Linked DNA regions of Homo sapiens: region 2 is linked to region 1. A link is a loop called in an ENCODE intact Hi-C map of the cell type or tissue named here. Cell type or tissue: psoas muscle. All regions are shown on one strand.

What was found. Peaks named below come from ENCODE experiments on the same cell type or tissue, not always from the same donor. Only the 100,000 strongest peaks of a DNase experiment are listed, where the experiment ranks them.
Region 2: it touches region 1 in a loop (6-fold over the local background); 19 of 110 quality-filtered maps call a loop at or near these places.

The regions. Positions count from the first base shown.
Region 1 is chr17:45,572,149-45,577,148 of GRCh38, reverse strand. No RefSeq gene overlaps it. Among named protein-coding and RNA genes, the nearest start is that of LINC02210, 46 kb to the left of the region's middle. In psoas muscle, no CTCF peak of the experiment used is centred here; no DNase peak of the experiment used is centred here.
Region 2 is chr17:46,273,093-46,278,092 of GRCh38, reverse strand. It overlaps LOC124904014 (a long non-coding RNA gene), which reads right to left and starts at 4,077. Exons shown (of 3, transcript XR_007065823.1): 1 at 4,002-4,077; 2 at 698-784. It also overlaps a transcript of LRRC37A not described here and a transcript of ARL17B not described here. In psoas muscle, no CTCF peak of the experiment used is centred here; no DNase peak of the experiment used is centred here.

The sequences.
Region 1 (5,000 bases):
TACTTAGTAAGGCCATTTTTACTTCCTGCAGAAAGGGTACACTCACGGGCAGTTTTGCCATGAGAGTACACCCAACAAAGGAGATAGGGTCATTTATAACCTGACGCATCTACCTTACTGCTGTTTCCGGTTTCCTTTGGCTGGAACGGGACCTCACATTCTGTATTTGTCCCGATTGGTTAGTAACTTAGAACTTTTTAAAAGAGGCAAAGGTAGAGGGGAACAAAGGAAGGAGGAAGTAACTTGTGGAATGTTGAGAAAGGTAAAAACACTTTTAAATAAGGAAGAGGAACAGGCTATGACCTAATGCTTGCTTGGACCAGCCTAAGCGTGCCAGGGCAAATATTTAGGCTAAATTGTGGGAGCTAAGAACATAAAGTACATTGATTTCTTTATTATGGCTAGCAGATATTTAAGAATGTTAGCACAGGTCTTTGAATAAATTTTGCTTCTAAGAGAAGTTACTATTTATTCTTAATTAGAGAGGAAAGTCTTGAAGAGGAACCTCTACTTTACTTTTTACATCCCCCTTATTTCTCTTTTCCTTGTTCACTCCTTATTTCTTCTCTTCATCTCAAATTGATCTAGTAATACTTATTTCTTCGTAGTTCTCACAGACCCACCTCCTAGTCACCCATCCATCACCCTCTCCAGCCTGCCTTCTCTGATCACCATTCCCTTTACCCCCAGTTGGGGCTGAGTTCCTTTGTTTCCCACCCCCTTAACCTCCAGGACCTCGTGCATTAATTGTTTTAGCCAAATATTTGGGGATTTTTTTTTTTAGGTATCTTTCAGTTACTGGTTTCTAATTTAATTTCATTTTGTTCAGAGAGCATACTTTGTATGACTTTAATTTTGTAAAACATTTTTAGAGGTTTTGCACCCCAAAATTTTGTCAGTCTAAGTGAATATTCCATATGTACTTGAAAAGAATTTTGTATTCTGCTCTTGTCGGGTGGAGTATTGCATAAATATCAATTACGTCAAGTTTGTTGATAGTGTTATTAAGATCTGTCTGACTTTCTACTTGTTTTGTTGATTACTGAGGGAAGTGTTGAAGTCTACAGCTATTGTGAAGGATTTGTCTGTTTCTCCTTGAAGTTCTAGCAATCTTCACGTATTTTGAGGCTCTGCATCTATGTATTTTGAGGCTCCTTCCTAAAGTCCATAAACCTTTAGGAAGGATTGTTTTATCCTCTTAATTATTTAACCCCTTTATCTATATCTATATCTGTTAAGAGGTGGAACTGAAATGGCCTTTTAATGATCTGGCCCTTCCTTCATTACAACCTACTTTGGGCAGGGAAAGTCCCATTCAGTCTCTGGAGTGCCTGGTTAAATCTCTTGAATGCAGTAGGCAGCACAGGTAATTGTGGAACTGAATGTTGAGTCAAATAAAGCCTGTGGGTTGTTTTCATCCTCTGTACTGTCCAGTATGGTAGCTACTAGCCACATGTGGAGAGTTAAATTAATTAAAACTAAGTAGGCCAGGTGTGGTGGCTCACACCTGTAGTCTCAATACTTTGGGAGGCTGAGGTGGGAAATCACTTGAGGCATCAGTTAAAGACCAGCCTGAGCAACAGGGTTTTGTAAAAACCCTGTCTTCACAAAAGAATTAAAATAGTTGGGCATAGGATGGCATGCCTGTAGTTCTACCTGCTTGGGAGGCTGAGGTGGGAGGATTGCTTGAGCCCAGGAGTTTGAGGCTCTAGTCAGCTATGGACTGTGCCACCACACTCCAGACTGGGTGACAGAGTGAGAACCCATCTCTTAAAAAAAAAATTAAGTAAAATGAAAACTTCAGTTTCTCCAGTGGCACTAGCTGTTATACATTCATTTCAAGTGCTCTGTAGCCACGTGTATTGCACCACACAAAGGTAGAGCATTTGGGGCATTTCATATCATTACAGAAAGTTCTCCTGGACTCACTGTAGTCAGTCTGCCTCTGTTAGACCAGTGAGAATTTACCTAACATCTCCTTTTCTAGCCTTTTATTTGCCCTAAATCCTGCACAGCTTGGGTAGCCCCAGCGGTCTGGCTGAGTGAGGTCCTCCTTTGTGGAGACTCTGGGCCCAGCATTATTTGTGTATGTGATGGTATTGCATTTCTGCAATAAGATTTGGGGTCATGTGTGAGATGACTTTCCATTATTTGTTGTTCTTGGTGGTAGGGTGAAGAGGCAGTCAGTTAACACATAGTTAGAAAATCTGCCACAGTCCTGGTAAAAGTAAGCTAAGAGTCATATATGTAGGCCAGAAGGGAAGGAAGGATTAGGATTCAGAGACTTTTGGTTGAGAAATTAAATTTGATAACTCAGAGAATTTCAGTGTTATAAAAGTGTAAATATTGATATGCAAACTGAATTGTGAGATGTTAGTATGTCGTAGTGTGTCTGGGTTCTCCTATATAAAACCTCTTACGCAGGAGTCACTGGCCAAATTATTTGTCTGTGGAACCCCCCTGAGATTTGCTAAGAAAGTTATGCTTAGACTCCTCTCTACTCATGGATATGTTCTGTAATTCCCACACTTGGGAAACGGCTTGGCCATGTGATTCATACCAAATGGCAACATTCAGTAGGTGCAGTTTATATGATTTACTAGAAATAATGGCTTCTTGCTCAATTTCACTATGTTCATAGTGCCTCTTTTGAGGTCTGTGTGTATATTCTATTTATGGAAGTTAAAAAGTATTTCAGAAATGCATATATTAATCTGTGTGGAATTTCTCTTATCCTTTTTCCTCTCTAATTCTTGCTTGGATATTTGTCTCAAGAGATGGTCCAACATTTAAAATAGCGAATAATATCTTAGCCCATCCAAAAACAATCCTTCCTAAAGGTTTATGAACTTAATAACAGAGCCTCAAAATACATGAGGACTCATAGAACTCCAAGGAGAAACAGACACATCCTTAACAATATTGTAGACTTCAACACTCTTCTCACAGTAATCAAGAGAACAACTAGAAAGAAAGTGCAGTTTTCCCTGTTTTTGTAGACATGAAAACTATTTCACACACTTCTGAAAGTCTCATTCAGTAAGTTACTCATTTCTCCACCTTATGACTGTACTGTGCTTTCAAAGTGCTGCACAAAGAATAAAAAGTTTTAAAGTGGCTTTACTGTAATTTCAGATAAATATTTGAACTTTTGAGTCTGAATTATCCAGGTGAAATGCATTGGATTTCTGATCCTCTGTAACTTGGAAGATTACCGTCTTCCAGGTATATTGGTTGTCCTTAACTGCCTTAATGGCATGAGTTGTGAATCTTCTCTGTCTCGGAAGAAACCTAACAGTGGAAATTGTTTATGGCAAGGGTCACAAATTTACATGCGCAGAAGGTCAGGACCCTCTGTAAGGTAAAGGCATGAAGTGCCCCCTTCTTTATTAACACATAACTGCATTTGCTGATAATATTTATTTGCCTAGAATTCAGGCCCTTTTTGCTTTTACAGACAGTGCTGTCTTAAATATGCTAGAGATGTATCTTTAGTCACTTAAGCTGGTGTTTCTGTAGGGTAGGTTCCTAGGAGTGGGATTGGATTGTTGGGTTACAGTGTGTGCTATTTAAAAGACTGAACCAGATTATACTCTCAGCATCTGTTTGTTTTTAAACCTTCCCTAGTCTGTGCTTATGTGTTTTGTTTGCTTGTTTGTTTTTTGTTTGTTTGTTTGTTTTTTGAGATGGAGTCTCCCTCTGTCACCCAGGCGGGAATACAGTGGTGTGATCTCGGCTCACTGCAACCTCCACCTCCCTGGTTCAAGCAGTTCTCCTGCCTCAGCCTTTCAGGTAGCTGGGATTACAGTCACATGCCACCATACCCGGCTTATTTTTTTGTATTTTTAGTAGAGACAGGGTTTCACCATGTTGGCCAGACTGGTCTCAAACTCCTGACCTCAGGCAATCCGCCCGCCTGGGCCTCCCAAAGTGCTGGGATTACAGGCGTGAGCCACTGCGCCTGGCCTGTGTGGTTTTTAAATTAACTTTTTCTAGTCTACTAAGGTTTACTCAGACCTTTAGCAGTTGTTCTTGGATACTGACTAGGCCCAAAGTCCTCTTCTCATCAATATATTGGCAAATACACTCACTTGCGATGTGATATGAGACCCTGAGGTTTACCTCCCAAACAGCAGGATGTCTGTTTTGAGAGTTTCCTGGCCAAGTGGTGGAAAGTACCATGGAAATGGAGTCTTCCTTGCTTCTTACTTAACTTGAGTTTGGACCATAGAGAAGTCATTCTTGTGTGGACCTCAGTTTACTCACCTGTACAGTATAGGATGGACTAGATGATCTAATGGTCAGGGGATTGGCAAACTTGTTCTTAGGGCACCAATTAGTAAATATTTTAGGTTTTGCAGGCCACCTGGCTATGTCACAGCTGCTCAGCTCGGCCCTTGTAGGATGAAAGCAGCCATAGACAATAAGTAAACAAATGAGTGTGGCTGTGTTCCAGTAAAACTTTATTTCCAAAAACAGGCTGTGGCCGGCCATAGTTTGTTCACCCCATTTTTGAGCTCTTGACATTCTTTAGTCTGTGATTTCGATAATTAGTTTAGGAAAAAAGCTTTGACTTTCATAAATAATGCTTCTGGAAATCTAGTAAAACCTTTAAATTTTGGCCAGGCGTGGTGGCTCACACCTGTAATCCCAGCACTTTGGGAGGCCAAGGCGGGTGGATTGCCTGAGCTCGAGAGTTCGAGACCAGCCTGGCCAACATGGTGAAACCCCGTCTCTACTAAAAATACAAAAAATTAGCCGGGCGTGGTGGTAGGTGCCTGTAGTCCCAGCTACTTGGGAGGCTGAGGCAGGAGAATCGCTTAAACTCAGGAGGCGGAGGTTGCAGTGAGCCGATATCGTGCCACTGCACTTCAGCCTGGGTGACAGAGTGAGACTTCATCTCAAAAAAAAAAAAAAAAAAACCTTTACATTTTATTTTTGCTTTTTCCCTTTATCAGGAAAGTAATGTAGAAAATTTAGAAAACCCAGAACATTAATAT
Region 2 (5,000 bases), 700 kb before region 1:
CGCCTGTAAGTCCCAGCTACTCTGGAGGCTGAGGCAGAAGAATCACTTGAACGTGGGAGGCGGAGGTTGCAGTGAGTGGAGACCACACCACTACACTTCAGCCTGGGCGACAAGAACGAGACTCCATCTCAAAAGAAAAAAAATCTACCCAGACCAGGCATGGTGGCTCATGTCCGTAATCCTAGCACTTTTGGGAGGCTGAGGTGGGCGGTTAGGTCAGGAGTTCCAGACCAGCCTGGCCAATATGGTAAAACCTTGTCTCTACTAAAAATACAAAAATTAGCTAGGCGTAAGGGTGGGCACCTGTAATCCCAGCTACTCGGGAGGCTGAGGCAGGAAAATCATTTGAACCCAGGAGGAGGAGGTTGCAGTGAGCTGAGATCCCACCACTGCACTCCAACCTGGGCAACAGCAAGACTCTGTCTCAAAAAAAAAAAAAGAAAGAAAGAAAGAAAAGAAAAGAAAAGAAATCTACCCAGAGAACTGAAAGGTCAAGGGGATTGATCATAGGGAGCCTGGATTTCAGAGGGAGTTAAGGTAGGACAGAGGAGCACAACTTCTCATTATAAGCCCCTCTATGCTTTTTGATTTGTACATGGTGGTTATTCCTCTGGTTCAATTTCTAAAATTGCTTTTTTAAATTGGAAAGGCCTTTGGTGGTAACTGTGAGGTAGAAGCCAAGGGGTGTGAATCCTACCCTGCTGCCAACTTGCTGGCAGAGCCCAGAGGATGACTGCTGGCAACTGCTGATGAAGGAGAGGAAGTTGCTTGGAGGTCCTGGGGCCTGTGGCAAGACAAAGGGAATTTGGTAAAGGAGCAAAGGAGACCTAGGCTGGGCCCGCATAGTGTAGGGGCCACTTAGGATGTCTTCTTGCCACCTGGTTATTTTATGTAGCTTTTTAATATACTGAAGTTGACATAATTTTCAATAAAGCACATGGGAGCTGAATGGAGACGTTTGCTCAATTCTGCTTAAATAAACAAATTAGGCTGTGTGCAGTGGCTCACACCTGTGATCTCAACACTTTGAGAAGCCAAGGCAGGCAGCTCACTTGAGCCCAGGAGTTTGAGACCAGCCTGGGCAACATGGGGAAACCCCATCTCTACAAAAAATACAAAAAATTAGCTGAGCATGGTGGCACGTGCCTGTAGTCCCAGCTACCCAGGAGGCTGAGGTAGGAGGATCACCTGAGCCCTGGAGGTTGAGGCTGCAGTGAGCCATGATTGTGCCACTGCACTCCAGACTGGGCTACAGAGTGAGACCCTGTCTCAAAACAAACAAATCAAAAAAAAAAAAAAAAAGAAAAAAAGAAAAAAATTACAATGCAAAGAATTGTATAAAGACAACTTGCTGTTGCATTTTTAGGGAATTTCTATTGCTTTCCAGATTTAAGGTAGAATGAAACATAACTAGCCAGTTATTGAAACTTGATTTTATTATGGGTTTCCAGAATTTCCTTTGCCATATTTTCCCATTGTAATTTATGATCTCCAGCATTGTTTGCACATTGTTTTCATTACTGCACTTTGTTATAATTCATCATTTATACCATCCATATTCTTTCTTTTCTTACGGATTGTGATATCTTTAGTCTAAATTTTTAACTGGAATCAGAACTGGATGTTGGGGTCACTGTTTTATTGTACCTTGTGATTACGTAATCCAAAATTGCCCCCCAAAAAGTCAGGTTAGCTAATATAATTTTTTAATGTTAACGATGTATAGTGGTAAAAAATTTATTCTAGCAGCCACGTGAAACAATGTATTTAAAAATTGTAAACTATTGGAATACTGTATTTATCTGCTATTGCAATATAAATTTATCTGCTATTGCAATATAAAGTCCTTTGACTTAGTCCTGGTAACTGTACAGTAATTTGGTTTACTGACAAAAGTTGTGAGGCCAGCCTTGGTGGCTCACACTTGTAATCCCAGCACTTTGGGAGGCCGAGGCGGGCGGATCACCTGAGGTCAGGAGTTTGCGACCAGCCTGGCCAACATGGTGAAACCTCGTCTCTACAAAAAGTACAAAAATTAGCCGGGTGTGGTGGCAGGCACCTGTAATCCCAGCTACTCGGGAGGCTGAGGCAGGAGAATCGCTTGAATCTGGGAGGCAGAGGTTGCAGTGAGCCAAGATCGCGCCTTTGCACTACAGCCTGGGGACAAAAGCGAGACTTCGTCTCAAAAAAAAAAAAAATTGTGAATAAAACTGTGTGAAACTGGGAGACTTTCTGGACTTTAATAGAAAAATATGATTTTAAAATTGCTTTTTCTTTTGTTTTAGCATAATTTTTCCCTTTATATTCCCCTCATCCGTGTAAATAAACACACACATACACACACACACGCACCTTTCACCACAATGGTAATGCTTCTGTAAATGTCTCTATTTGTCCAGTTGCCTGAAAATGTTGTAATCTTTATTAGACAAATATATATACATACATATTTTAAATATTGGCTTTTTCCAGTGAGCTATTATGCTTAGTGTACAGTGAAAAGTTTTATTATTATAGGTTAAAAATTTCTTAATCGTTCTTTTCTATTCGCTTGCCAAGGGTGAATGAAAGAACATGGCTGCTTCTTCCAGATTTATTTACTTTGGCATCCGCATAAAGCATCATTTTCAAAAATGAAAGGTGCTCAATTGTTCCCTTTTTCTATACTCTGTAGGTCTCACAACAACAAACTGCAGTCTACAGCTTCCTAAAGTTCAGCATGTTAACCTAACATAAAACACAGCAAGAATCTTGTTGCCTGAACTATTTTAAATTAAGGAGCCAGATCTTTTTAGTGAGGCTATCCTGACAAGACTTGACCTAAACTTTGTTTTTATTGGTCATAACAGTCCAATTATATTATTGGCCAATTTTGTCCAATGGACAAGAAAAAAGCAAAGTTGCCAGGTGCGGTGGCTCACGCCTGTAATCCCAGCACTTTGGGAGGCCAAGGCGGGCGGATCATCTGAGGTCGGGAGTTCGAGACCAGCCTGACCAATATGGAGAAACCCCGTCTCTACCAAAAATACAAAATTAGCTGTGCATGGTGGCCTATGCCTGTAATCCCAGCTACTTGGGAGGCTGAGGCAGGAGAATCGCTGGAACCCGGGAGGCAGAGGTTGTATTGAGCCGAGATTGAGCCATTGCACTCCAGCCTGGGTGACAAGAACAAAACTCCGTTTCAAAAACAAAAAAAGGAAGAAAAGAAAAAGAAAAAAGAAAAGTCAACGACACCATTATCTTGTCAAGATCAAATGGTTTTATTATTGTGGCAGAAGCGAGAAAATTTTGTTTATTAAAAAAAAAAAAGAAAAAGAAAGCAAGAAACAATGATACTGTGGGGTCAAGTATAACTCCATGGAAATGCCACGTCTGCTCTTCAGTGAAGAAGCTGGTTTAGAGTCTCAAAGAAAACTTTTGACTGTATTTATTTATTGTTGCAAAAAAGATGCTTTTTTATTGCTGCCCTCATTTGTCAACTAATTATTTTTTCTTATAAAATCCAGCCACGGTTACATATAATCCATCCATATCTTATCAATGATTCCTGTACGTAAAAGTACAAGACAACCTCTAGATGTCTTTTCTTTCTATGAAAGGAGCTGCTATGTACACATGTGCACACACACACAACTGCGAATCAACAATGAGTTTATTGTTCATGGTAGATTAAAATCAAGCTTGCATAAAGGTTGGGCTAAGTGGTCCTGGACTACAGACTCTGGTGACTTGAATATAACAGTACAATTTGTCAATTACTCCACACCAGGTTGAAATGAGTAAAATCTATTTGAAGGTATCTTCTTTGTAAACATTTGTCAGATTCTAATTTTTCTTTTTGTATTAAAATTCAACTATGGATGTATGTGAAACAAAATAAATGGAGATAGTTTTTCTCCCACAGACAGAGGTGTCTTTGAATGTGTGCTAATGATTATCTGTAAGCCTCTGTGGGGAGGGAGGGCTGCAAGGTCATGAAAGGCAAAAGAATCTAATTGTACCTGGAATTCTCCTGGACAGCAGTGGCCCCTCGTTTTATCATTCCCAGTCAATTGTCATCACGTCAGAGAAGAATCTTCAGGGGTGCTAATCCTGTCGCATCAGTTGATCATACTAACGAAAAAGGTAATGCGACAAGATACACATTGCCTTCATCTGTACATTCTGTGATACTGGGCAAATTACCAATTACAGACAGCTACTTATATTGTATGAAGGACATTTTTTGTTAGATGATCTCATCCTCTGTGTTATTTGTTGATTGGGTTTGTTTTTTGCTTGTTGGTTTGTTTGTTTCTTCCATGTAAGGAAAAGTAGTGTAAGCAGTAGGAAGAAAATGAGGAAGATGTATTTTGCATGTTCTTCCTTTCAATGTTCTTACACATTGTATTACTGCATTGTGGTAATAGCTTCTATAAAATCTGCCATAGCTGGATTATGCAGCTTTGCAAAAATTCTACTAGATTTTATTCTAACTCATATTAGCTTTGTCCTATCAACTTCTGGAATTTATCTAATTATTGCTTTTAAAAGTTTCCTTCCTTTCAACGTTTCCCTGCTATGCAAAACCTTTCCCAGACCTTGGTTTCTTAAAAGAAAGATGTTGCTACAGTTCCCAATTCTTTCTTATTACAGGCTCAGGTGTACAGGTTATTCTGGCTTAATTTTATCTAATGAAGCCCATTCCTTTTTGTACATGAAGATGTCACTTAAACCTATGTTTACAAACTAAAGAGACTAATCACTCAATATGAAAACATGAAAACATTTTTGCTTAAAATATTAAGATGGAAATACTTAAATATGGATTATTTTGTCCTTTTACTTTTTAAAAAAAGTTACATATTGTATGCACTGTGCTGATGCAAGAATTCTACATTTTAATGAATTATAAAATTATTCTGCATCTCATCACGTCACAGTATTTCTGCACTATTTATTCATATATATAGAAATATATATGGGCTTAATCATTTAAAATTTGTTGCAGCAAGAACTTT